Linked DNA regions of Homo sapiens: region 1 is linked to region 2. The links are chromatin loops, found by intact Hi-C in ENCODE. Cell type or tissue: HCT116. All regions are shown on one strand. Links, peaks and the distances in the headings refer to the core of each region. The heading gives the core; the rest is flanking DNA.

Evidence for each region. Hi-C counts contacts between places; a loop is a spot of excess contacts. Peaks named below come from ENCODE experiments on the same cell type or tissue, not always from the same donor. Only the 100,000 strongest peaks of a DNase experiment are listed, where the experiment ranks them.
Region 1: it touches region 2 in a loop (10-fold over the local background); 11 of 110 quality-filtered maps call a loop at or near these places.

Annotation. Positions count from the first base shown.
Region 1 is chr9:7,184,239-7,189,621 of GRCh38, forward strand. No RefSeq gene overlaps it. Among named protein-coding and RNA genes, the nearest start is that of KDM4C, 430 kb to the left of the region's middle. RefSeq lists an enhancer at 1,360-1,875. In HCT116, for the core only: a CTCF peak has its summit at 2,148; DNase peaks (open chromatin) are centred at 1,338, 1,593 and 2,153; H3K27ac peaks cover 512 bases.
Region 2 is chr9:7,050,522-7,055,904 of GRCh38, forward strand. The region is part of intron 17 of KDM4C (lysine demethylase 4C); the gene reads left to right. Among named protein-coding and RNA genes, the nearest start is that of KDM4C, 300 kb to the left of the region's middle. In HCT116, for the core only: a CTCF peak has its summit at 2,236 (motif pointing right); a DNase peak (open chromatin) is centred at 2,270.

The sequences.
Region 1 (5,383 bases), core at 78-5,077, 130 kb after region 2:
GGGCCACCTAGGTAGGGAGAAGCATTTCTTGTTTGCCCTGAAACAAAGAGATTTAGACTCTAGGGGAGGGATTGTCTGAGACCTGAAAGGCTGGAAATTGAAATGTCTGCTCAGCCCATAGAATGCCCTGCATCAAGGCTGTGAGGCCACCCGCTATGGACTTTCAATGTGTGACTTTACCGTGATATGATTATGCAGCTATTCATTTCATATTTTTCCCCCAAAATCAAAGCCATAATGAGAAAAAAGTTCTCGTAATCATTTCTGTGTATTTTGGTAACAAAGGAAATGGCTGTTGATGATGATAATAAAAAAACTGCTCTTCAAAAACTGGCACCCTTTGTTGCCATTTATAAACGAAGCCTGGTATTGTGGGCTCATTAGCAGCTGAACTTTATTTTGTCAAAGGAAATGGAGTCAAGAGAGATTATGTTTCATCTTTAATATGGCTGTTCAACAACAATGCCATTATCCTGAGTTTCAGATGAATTTAATTGGACCTTAATGAGCAAAATTAGTTGTTTTATGCAATTAGAATTCCATTTAAATGGGTTAGAAAATGAATAGGATTGTGAATGTGGTTGACTTGATTTTCCTCAAGACTGACTCTCTAGGCTCTTTTTGCCCCTAGGTTTTCTTTCCCCACTGAATAATATTTTCCTAATTTAAGAAGATTTCTGACTTCCTCAGTTTTCCTACCAATCTATAGAAAATGCCTGGGACCTCTAAGAAGGTAGGAGGCAGATGGACCTGGCCATTGGGAACCAGTTACAGAGAACGAAGGTAGAAATGGCCTTCTAGGGCAGTATGTTCAGCCTCCTGCACACCTGATCTCCCTTTCCTTCCTGAAATGAGAAGGTAGATGTTGAATCGCATCTAACAAGAGATGAGGAGAGATGAGCTTCAGAGTCAGGCAGATATGGGTACAAATCTTCCCTTTACTACTTAATAAGTTGGCAACTTGGAGTGTATATCTTGACTTTTGAACCTCAGTGTCTCTATTGGTACTTTGAGAATAATACTTATTTCTGAAGAGTGGTGAACATTCAGTGAGGGAATGTATATAAAGTATTTAGTATAGTGCCCAGCTCAAAAAGTGGATGTTGCTACTGTCATTATTGCTGTTCATCATCATCACCATCATCAATCTTGCAACTTCTTGGGACCTTGCCATGCTGAAGACCAGATAGCTCATTAAGTTAGGCTGGAATTTCTGGTCAAAAATAAGCTTTCCCAAGTATTGCCCCGAACATACTAGTGAAGGAAAGGGATGAGAGGAGAAAGCCAGTTTGTTTAGGGCACTGGGAAGGTTGGCCCTCTTCTTGGGGAGAGTAGCAGGAGCTGGTAAATATTGATATGGGGGAAGGGTATGATTGTGTGAAATTCCTGCAATGGACACATGAGATCTCATCAGTTCCCTTGTCTGTGATGTGAGGGAAAGCCAATTCCTGTGGAAGTTTCCAGTTCTGATGGTCTTATGATTCTGACCATGGCCAACTCCCCTGCCTAATGGACCACATTCCAATGAGCCAGCCCTTGCCAAATACTCTTTCTGACTTGCACTGGAATTGCTGAAGCTCCCTGCTGAGTGTTCCCTACCAGCATCAAGTTGACTCACTGATCTGGAATGTGGCTTCCTGAGACACAGCAGAGGTGAGAATGAGGATCAGTGTGATTTGGCTCAGCTTTAATAACACAGCCTTCCCCATGCAGCACAGCATCAACTGAGGTGAGACAAAGGAAAATCAAAGAATTATTCATGTTCACCCACAGCACATCAATCTGAAGGTTTAAATGGGTTCTCAGGGAAAACACAAACCATTATTTTTGTTTTAACTACAAGATGCTATTGCAGTATGTCCAGTCTCCTATCAAATGCTTCCAGATTGTTTCTGAGAGTTCCCATGGGGCATCTCAGATGTGCTCATAAAACCCTCAGTTTCCACATGTGACTGCCATTTTGCTCTGTTTCTTCCCCAATGTCACTTCACAAATGTCAGCTTTCTCAGCTGTTGATGTCCTCCAGGTGGAGGGAGAGGGCCTTTCTTTTCAGCCCTGTTGATGATGCTGAAGCTACCCCATGTTACACCCAGAAACCAATGTAACAAGGCCACTGTTTAATGCATATGTTGCAGTGATGTGCTGCTGCACCGCCTGCTGGTTGAAGTGGAAAATTGCAGGTCTAGAACTTCTGCCACTGTTTCTGTTGAGTTGGTGTTAACTGAGGCTGATTCCCAAGGGCATTATCTGCAAGAAGCCCTGCACTTCTCTGAAGCAGGAGTGATTGTCATCCCACCTTTGTGCCTCTCTCCATGGTCATGCTTATCCCAAAACAGTGCAATTTCATGCTTTTAACCTTTCAAGGAGATTTTTTGTGCATGCTGGCTTTTAGGGTTTGTCTTTGTGCAGTTCTTAGTTTCATAAGGGATTAGGGCACCAGAGGACTGAATGTTGGAGGCTCTTAAGAATACGAAGAACAAAAATTACTCATATTCAGTACTGGTGGTCTTATTGTAAGAATAAGAGGATAAAAAACTCGGCTGCATACCTGGACCTTAGGGGCTCTAGGAAGAATCTGGGCCTCATGAACATGACATTGCTGGCAACAGGCAGGTCTTCATGTGACTTGCTTCTCCTACTGGGCCCTCACCCTCAGTTCACTGGCCTTTAACTTTTCTATCATCTGCAGTCACCTCCCTCACCTTCCTTTTGAACACTCTGCTGCCACATGGCCTCCCTGTCAGCTTTCACATTGGTTTTTTTTTTTTTTTTTTTTTTTTAGCTTCTGCTCCCAGTGCCACTCAACTGACTCTCTCTTTAAACATTCAAACCAAAAATTATCAGTATGAGGAGGGCACAGAGTTTTGTCTCTTTTGCTTATTGATCTATCCCTAATACATAAAAGTGTGTCTCTACCACTCAATAATTAATTGATTAATTGATACACCTTGGGGCAAGTTACTTAGGCTCTCTGCACCTTTAGTTTTCTTTACCTTAAAAAGATATAATAATAGTAGTTAACTTACAGAGCTGTTATGAGAATTAAATGAATTAATATTCATAAAGCACATGAATTAGTGTCTGGCACAGAGTACATGCAGTAGAAGCATTTATTAAATAAGATTTTTTAAATGTCTAAACATAGTTGGTGCTCAATAAATATTTTTTAAATAAGTTAATTTATTTAGGAATCAGATTGGCTTGCTTAGTTGGCCTCCCCTATTTGAGACCTCTTTTTTTTTTTTTTCCTACAAGGTTTTACTCTGTTGCCCAGGCTGGAGTGCACTGGTATGATCATGGCTCACTGCAGACTCTAGTGATCCACCTGCCTCAGCCACCCAAGTAGCTGGGATTACAGGTGCATGCCACCATGCTTGGCTAATTTTGACTTTTTATTTTTAGTAGAGATGAGGTCTTGCTATGTTGCCCAGGCTGGTGTTGAACTCTTGAGCTCAGGCTATTCTTACCTCAGCCTCCCAAAGTGCTGAGATTACAGGCATGAGCCACTGCTGGTTGTCTAAGAATTCCTGTTCCAGGCTACCTCACATTCTGCTTTAGCCTCTATTGACTACCCTTGGATTACATTCCTACTCCAGGCCATTTTCTGGGCTAGGGGCTTGGGGTCTTGTGTTAAGAGCAAGATGACTTATGTGGAAGAGACACCTTAAAAGAGGACTCTGGAAGTGGTAGCTACCCTGGGCGTGTTAGTCTTTTTTCACGCTGCTGATAAAGTCACACCCAAGACTGGACAATTTCCAAAAGAAAGAGGTTTAATGGACTTACAGTTCCACATGGCTGGGGAAGCCTCACAATCATGGTGGAAGGCAAGGAGGAGCAAGTCACGTCTTACACGGATGGCAGCAGGCAAAGAGAGAGCTTGTGCAGGGAAACTCCCCTGTATTAAACCATCAGATCTCATGAGACTTATTCACTATCATGAGAACAGCATGAGAAAGACCCACCCCCATGATTCGATTACCTCCCACCAGGTCCCTCCCACAACACATGGGAATTCAAGATGCGATTTGAGTAGGAACGCAGCTAGACCATATCACTGGGGCACACCTTAGGGTTCAAGGGTAAGGACATTAGAGAATATGCAAAATCATCCCTCTTCTCCAATGGCTGAGTTACTGTGTATAAGCTCAGGCACCAGCCCCTGCCTTACAGAAATTCTTTCCTGGAGGTTTTCTGTATCTTTTGCTAAGTTACTGTGGTGGTTGTTCCCATTGGTTCTCCGAATAGGCTCAGTCTTCTCATACTCTCATTGGTAAATAAAGCACTGAAACTCTTGTTGTACAGCCCTCTTCTCTTTCTCTCTGTCATTCTTTGAGCTTCTTCAGCTCAGGGACCTTCAGGTTCTAGAAAATTGGCTTCCTCCACTGTGTACCATGAGGCCTTCATATGTAGTTACTTGCATTTTGATGCCAAGGTGCTCCATCTCTGACCTAAAGCTATTTGGATTTTATATTTCCCAGCTAGGAGACCACCTGAGAGCCTGGGATAACATTTCTGTGGCCACCAGTCAGAGACTGAGCAGAGTGCTTTCTTACTCTTCCCTTCTGGCTCCTTAGAGAACTAAGTTCCATAAGAGGTCCTAAGTTATTAGGGAGGGAATGTTTCACTTTAGTATTTTCAGGAAGCTGAGTCCCTGAAGTCTTACAAGCTAAAATAGAGGAGCCGAGGGAGCTGGCAAGGGAGTCTCCATTGTGTGAGTGGGCAGGGCCGGGAAATGAGGGCAGAAGTGAGGTCTGATGAGGTCCTTGGGAAGGAGTGGAAGAGATGAAGCTGTTAGCTTAGACTGTGGCAGGCTGGGATGGCTGCTGTCTGAAAGGTTAAATGGTTACATTCTGGGAACTGCCATTCACTTACCCATGCCTTGAAGCCTGTGGGACCCTCCAGACCACTTCCAGGCCTTTTAGGGGGGCAGTTTTCAATCAAGCTACATTCTAATATCACCTAGAAAGCTATTTAAAAATAGATATTCTTGGCCAGGTACGGTGGCTCACACCTGTAATCCCAGCAATTTGGGAGGCTGAGGCGGGTGGGTCACCTGAGGTCAGGAGTTTGAGACCAGCCTGACCAACATGGTGAAACCCCATCTCTACTAACAATACAAAATTAGCTGGGTGGAGTGGTGCATGCCTGTAATCCCAGCTACTTGGGAGGCTGAGGCAGGAGAATTGCTTGAACGCGGGAGGCAGAGGTTGCAGTGAGCCGAGATCGTGCAATTGCAGTCCAGCCTGGGAAACAAGAGCAAAACTCCATCTCAAAAAACAAACAAACAAAAAACAGAATAGATATTCTTGGTCTGCACTTCAGACCTTATAAATCAGAATCTCTTACAGTTGGAGTCGAGAGATCTTATGATTCTTTAGTCTTC
Region 2 (5,383 bases), core at 121-5,120:
TTGAACTACCACATGTTAAATAATTTAATGTTTGGTGTGACAAATATTAACAAATGTTAACATTTTAATATTTTTTTCTGATTATAAAAGTAATAGATATTTGTCAAAATTCTACACCACCTTTTAAAATCACCTTTGTTTCTGTGTTATTACCAGTGCAGTGCCCCTCAGAAGGAGTAGTCACTGCTCTTGAGGCTGCCTCCACAGGCCTATGTCTTGGCTTCTCTAGTCCATAAGTGCTTCCTTAAAGATTTAACGTTACCCACATCAGTCCCAAAGGGTTTTTGAGAGAACAGCAGGGAAGGGCAGCAGGATTATTTCATCCACATTCAGGGTGTTATATCTAGAAATATCATAATTGCAAGTAAAGATGGTGAAGCTTGTCGCTTTCCTCACAGTGCTGTGCTTCATCTTGATAGTGCATATCACATTTCTCATGGAACATTTCCTTCCTTAAGCAGTCGGTACCTTTAAAAGAGCATGTCTTAACTGAATGTCATTATCACCAAAAGTCTATTCAAATGATAACATAGAGCTATGGTTACAGATGTAAACTGAGATCTGTGAAATATTTTTGGATGAAAATAGCAGCCTCTTGACCAGATTATTTTTCATATAATGTTATATTTATGGAAAGTTTCTTAGAATGATCCTCATCAAAATGCTTGTAGTAGTTATCTTTAGTGGAATAATAATACGAGGAGCAACTTCATTTGGGGGGAAGAATGTCTAAGTTTGTAATAGTTTGACAGGGGCAATGACTGAAAGTCTGGATTCTTTTTCACCAAGAGTCCTCAGGAAGGAATCATCACCCTTGTGAGTCCACTGCAGTCCAGTGTCTGTGCCCCAGTCTTCATTGATGTTCCATGGTGATCAGACTCAGAGAGGATGGCTTTGAATAATACAATTTACTTATGTGGGGAATGAAACGCACCTTTCCAGGGAATAGGATGCTCTGCCTGTATGTCGTGTTAAGGGTACACTTTCCTGACATAGGCATTCTTCTGAAGTTTAAATGGTAACCTAACAAGTTCATGGCCGGCAGGAAAGCAGAGTAGTTTTGTGTGGTATTTCATCCAGGCAAAAGTAAGTCCAGGTAAGCTATTTTATTCTGCCTATTTCATAAATATATATGTGTCTGCCAGTGTCAGTTTCAATATTTTTTTCTGGAGCTGTGGGCATTCCTTTTCTGAACTCTAGACTGTCCATTCTGCCTTCCTCTTCATACAACTGGAAAATAATAAGAATTATTTAGATGTCATAATCAATTTATTTCACCAAACAATTATCACTTGTCTTGCCATGTAGTATACATTTTTGAATCAGACACAGTTTTTGTTCTGTCAACCTTGGCATTACTGACATTTTAGAGCAGATAATTCTTCGTTGTGGAGGACTGTCATGTGCATCATAGGATTCCAGCAGCCTTCACCAAACAGGCATTGCCAGCTATCCCCTGGGAGGCAAAATCACCCTCATTTAAGAATCCACGGGTCTACAGCGAAGATATAGACAGAAAGAGAACATTTTCAATATTTGTCATTTTTAGAGAATATCTTGGTTGGAAGAACTGAATTCAAGACTGACAGAACAGAAATTGTTAAATGTTTTTAAAAACAAACCTGGATTTTTTTCTTTTTTCAAATCCAAATTTCTTTTTTGTTAGCAAAGCAATAAAGTCTGGTAACATGTGCATATCAGCTACTATATACTTATTAATTATATAATCTCATTTAACAATTTAACATTACCTGTTCTTATGGAAATTGAACAACCAAATTGAATACTAATCAAGTTTCACCTAAGATTAAAATTCTGTGATGTATGTGTATATGCACATAGTAGTCACTGAGTAAATATTTATGAAATGAATAAAAGGCAGCAAATCATTATTCATTATTTGCACGTCAGGCTTATAATGACTGTGGCTGGAGGAGTGCGATCAGACAATAACAAATGGCCTTTGCCTTTCCACGGTTTCTCCTTTAAATGTAACAGATCTAATTCACACACATGTCTGCATATTGCTCTAAAGCAAGGCATTACTTTACTTATCTGCATCACAGGAGACATATGATTAAATTGTAGAGCCCAGCAGTACTCCAGAGAGCCTATGAAACATGCATGCAGTACTCATCTTGTTGGTTGAAAATTCTGATCTTGGAACTTCTGGTCAGCTGGGGATTGAAAATGAGTGGACAAGTGGTTCATCCCTGAAGCAGCAGCAAGGGCTGCATCTCTTCAGTACCCACGAGGTGGTGCTGCTGCACCAGTTTCTTATGTTGCTCTTAAACTACCACCTCCCTTCTCTAGTGCCTAACCAGAGCTCTGGCCACACCTGCAGAGAGAGAGAGAGAGAGAGAGAGAGAGAGAGAGAGAGCGAGCGAGTGCCCAAGGGATGACAATAGAGCATCGAAAGTACTGCTCGTGATGCATTCAAAGTGTTGAATTCCAAAGGACAGTTTTTTAGTTTAGTTTTTCATTTAACTGTAGAAAAAGAGCTGCTGTCCCTTGGGGCAAGTTAGAGTTTTTCTGAATAAGTAATAAACAACACTAGTATAAAGCTAGTAACTGCAAGAGGCTAATAGAATGACTGGTGGGCAAGCATAAGTTTAAAATGTCTTCCATTATATGAAGGCTGTTTATTTTTAAAATGCTCATTATTAGCAGTCTTTCTAGAATATGAAATACTGGAATTTATGCAGAGGTATTTGAATATTTTGGTAACACTATTGTTAGTCGTTTATTTATTCAGAGCTTCAACCTACAGCTTTTGAAAAGCTCCTCTGGTAAATTATTCGTGCAAGGAGAATTTTGTGGCGGATACAGGAAAGGATTTGTTTACTTGAGCAGATTTTTTCCTCTTATGTATAATGGCCAGTTTTTAAAAAATGACAACTAATGGAAAACAAGCCTTTTGGTGCTCTTCTGTGGATTTATTGATCCTAAAATGGTGTGTGCTTCATGGAGATCCTTTAGCTCATCCAGCCACCTTGCTTGGTAATGTCACAGGTGTGGCCTTTGTTCATCATACAATTAAATGGACAACAATGATGACATTAGACTTATTTTCAAGACATTATATTTTCTTTTATTTCTGTGTCCAATTTTAAATACTTTAATAATTAACTTTTAAAAACCTAAAACATTTTAATGAAAAATAAGTTTGGCTGTAGTGGTCTCCATCCAGTTAAATTTGTTCTTTCTTTCGTTTTCTTTAACAATATTTCACTTTTGTGTAATTATTAAAGTAATTGCTGCCCCAGCTAAAAAAATGCTACAGGTTGCTATCCAAAACTACCGGGTTATTAAGTAGAGTCATCCTGTTACAGGGCAGAAATGAAAATGCTAACAAATCTTAAGAAATGAAAAGTTAGCTGAATGGGCTAAAGACTTCATATCCAAAAGGGAGAACCAGTTTCCCTGTCAGCTTCAGCATTCTTCTGATATTTAATGCAGGTTTTATATTATGTAGTATTTTTATTACCTGTCCATTAGAATAAATTGCTTTGCTTCTGAATGACTTTACTGTATGGGAAAAGTTATCCTTGTGGCAAGTCCTATTACTGCAAACCCCTTCCCTGTGCCCTGCAGCACCTTCTCTGTTCACCAAAAGAATATGTGAGGATTGGCACTTTGTAGGATAATAGGAGGCTACTGAGGACGTTTCCTTCTCCCCGTAGCCCATCTAGGGGGTTGTGTGAAGTCACAGGTGATTGGTGTGCCTGAGGACTGAAAGAAAAAGAATTGACCCCAAGTGGTATAGATTTAGAATTTATTCAGAATTTTTTCCTTTTCTTCTTTCTTTCTTATTTTCTCTACTAGTATGATTGATTGGCCGTAGTCATAAGTGAATCTCTGGAAGAAGAACAAAATTGTGCACAGACAAAAACAAGGGAACATAGAGATATATAAAACACACATTAAGACAGAATGGCCTATTTTGTTTTTACAATATAAAAATGATCAGGAAGAAGGATTAAGGATGGGACTTTAGAGATAACAAATGATGTTTTTATGGTATCACACAGAAGGAAGAAGGCGGTAGGGTTTGGAGACAGATCACTGTAAAAATCTTAGATTTGATTATAAAATTTAAGAGAAGGACATTTTAAAAATCTAGCAAAAGGAGTTAAAAAGAAGTATGGATTTCTGGTAGTTGCTGTATGTTTACCATGAATGTTTATTGTATACATTGATCACTTCCTGCAGCTTAAATTAATTAAAGATCTGTGGTATTTTTGTAAATAAGCCAGCAGAGCAGGTTTGTGGGTTTTAAGAAATCTTAGGAAGTTGTAGCAGATCCTAAATGCAACTATTAGTTTTAAATACTCTATTTGGAGATAAAGTTTTCAAATAGGACTGTTGTATGAATATTTAAATATTAAATCACATCTTTCAATGCAGCGGATGTCTGTTCTGATTGCTGTCATTGCATAACAAACTTAGCATTGAGACCATCCTGGCCAACATGGTGAAACCCCATCTCTACTAAAAATACAAAAATTAGCCGGGTGTGGGTGGTGCATGCTTGTAGTACCAGCTGCTCGGGAGCCTATCGCAGGAGAATTGCTTGAACCTGGGAGGCGGAAGTTGCAGTGAACCGAGATGGCGCCACTGCACTCCATCCTGGCGACAGAGCAAGGCTACGTCTCAAAAAACAAACAAACACAAAAAATTTGGCATTGTTCATGGGTCACAAATGCATCCGTCCTCACAGTGGTGTAGCACAGTGCCTTTGGTTTCTATGTCTTTAGACCTTTCTAGGACTTTTACATTTGAAATCCTATTTCTGCAACCAAATAGAGGGAGAAATGAATTTTGGAATAGCAGGATTTGCCCCTGGGCATTCGATGACCTCTGATTTGTGTTTGACAAGTGAACAAAGCCCAGGCACAAGTGTTCTCTGAGTGAAGAACATTATTTTGAAAAGGAATTTACACTACAATGATGACTGAGCTACAAGCCTTTCCGTGTCTGGCTGAGACCATACTATTCTGCTTAGAAGCCTCTGTACACTTTAAAATTTGTACCTGAAGGCAAATAATAGTGAACCTGCAAGCCAAAGATTATAGTTTTGAAAGGTATATCAATTCTGAAAATAGAGTGGTTTCACTGTGGTATTCCATCTCAAGAGTTGAATCAAGGGGGAGAAAATACAATCACACTTCCTATTTCTTAGACGAAGGCGCATGTTCTCTTGCCAACTGACTCATGTTATCAGATATACTGAATACTAAAAATAGAATTATTGAGAGGTAGAGATAGGGTCTGCCTCTTGTGCTGTAAGATCACTCAGAGTTCTATTTAGTTAATGTTACAGCAATGTTCGTGAGCAACTTGGCTTTCTTTCTGAAAGAATCAAGGTTGTATTTGACAGGGC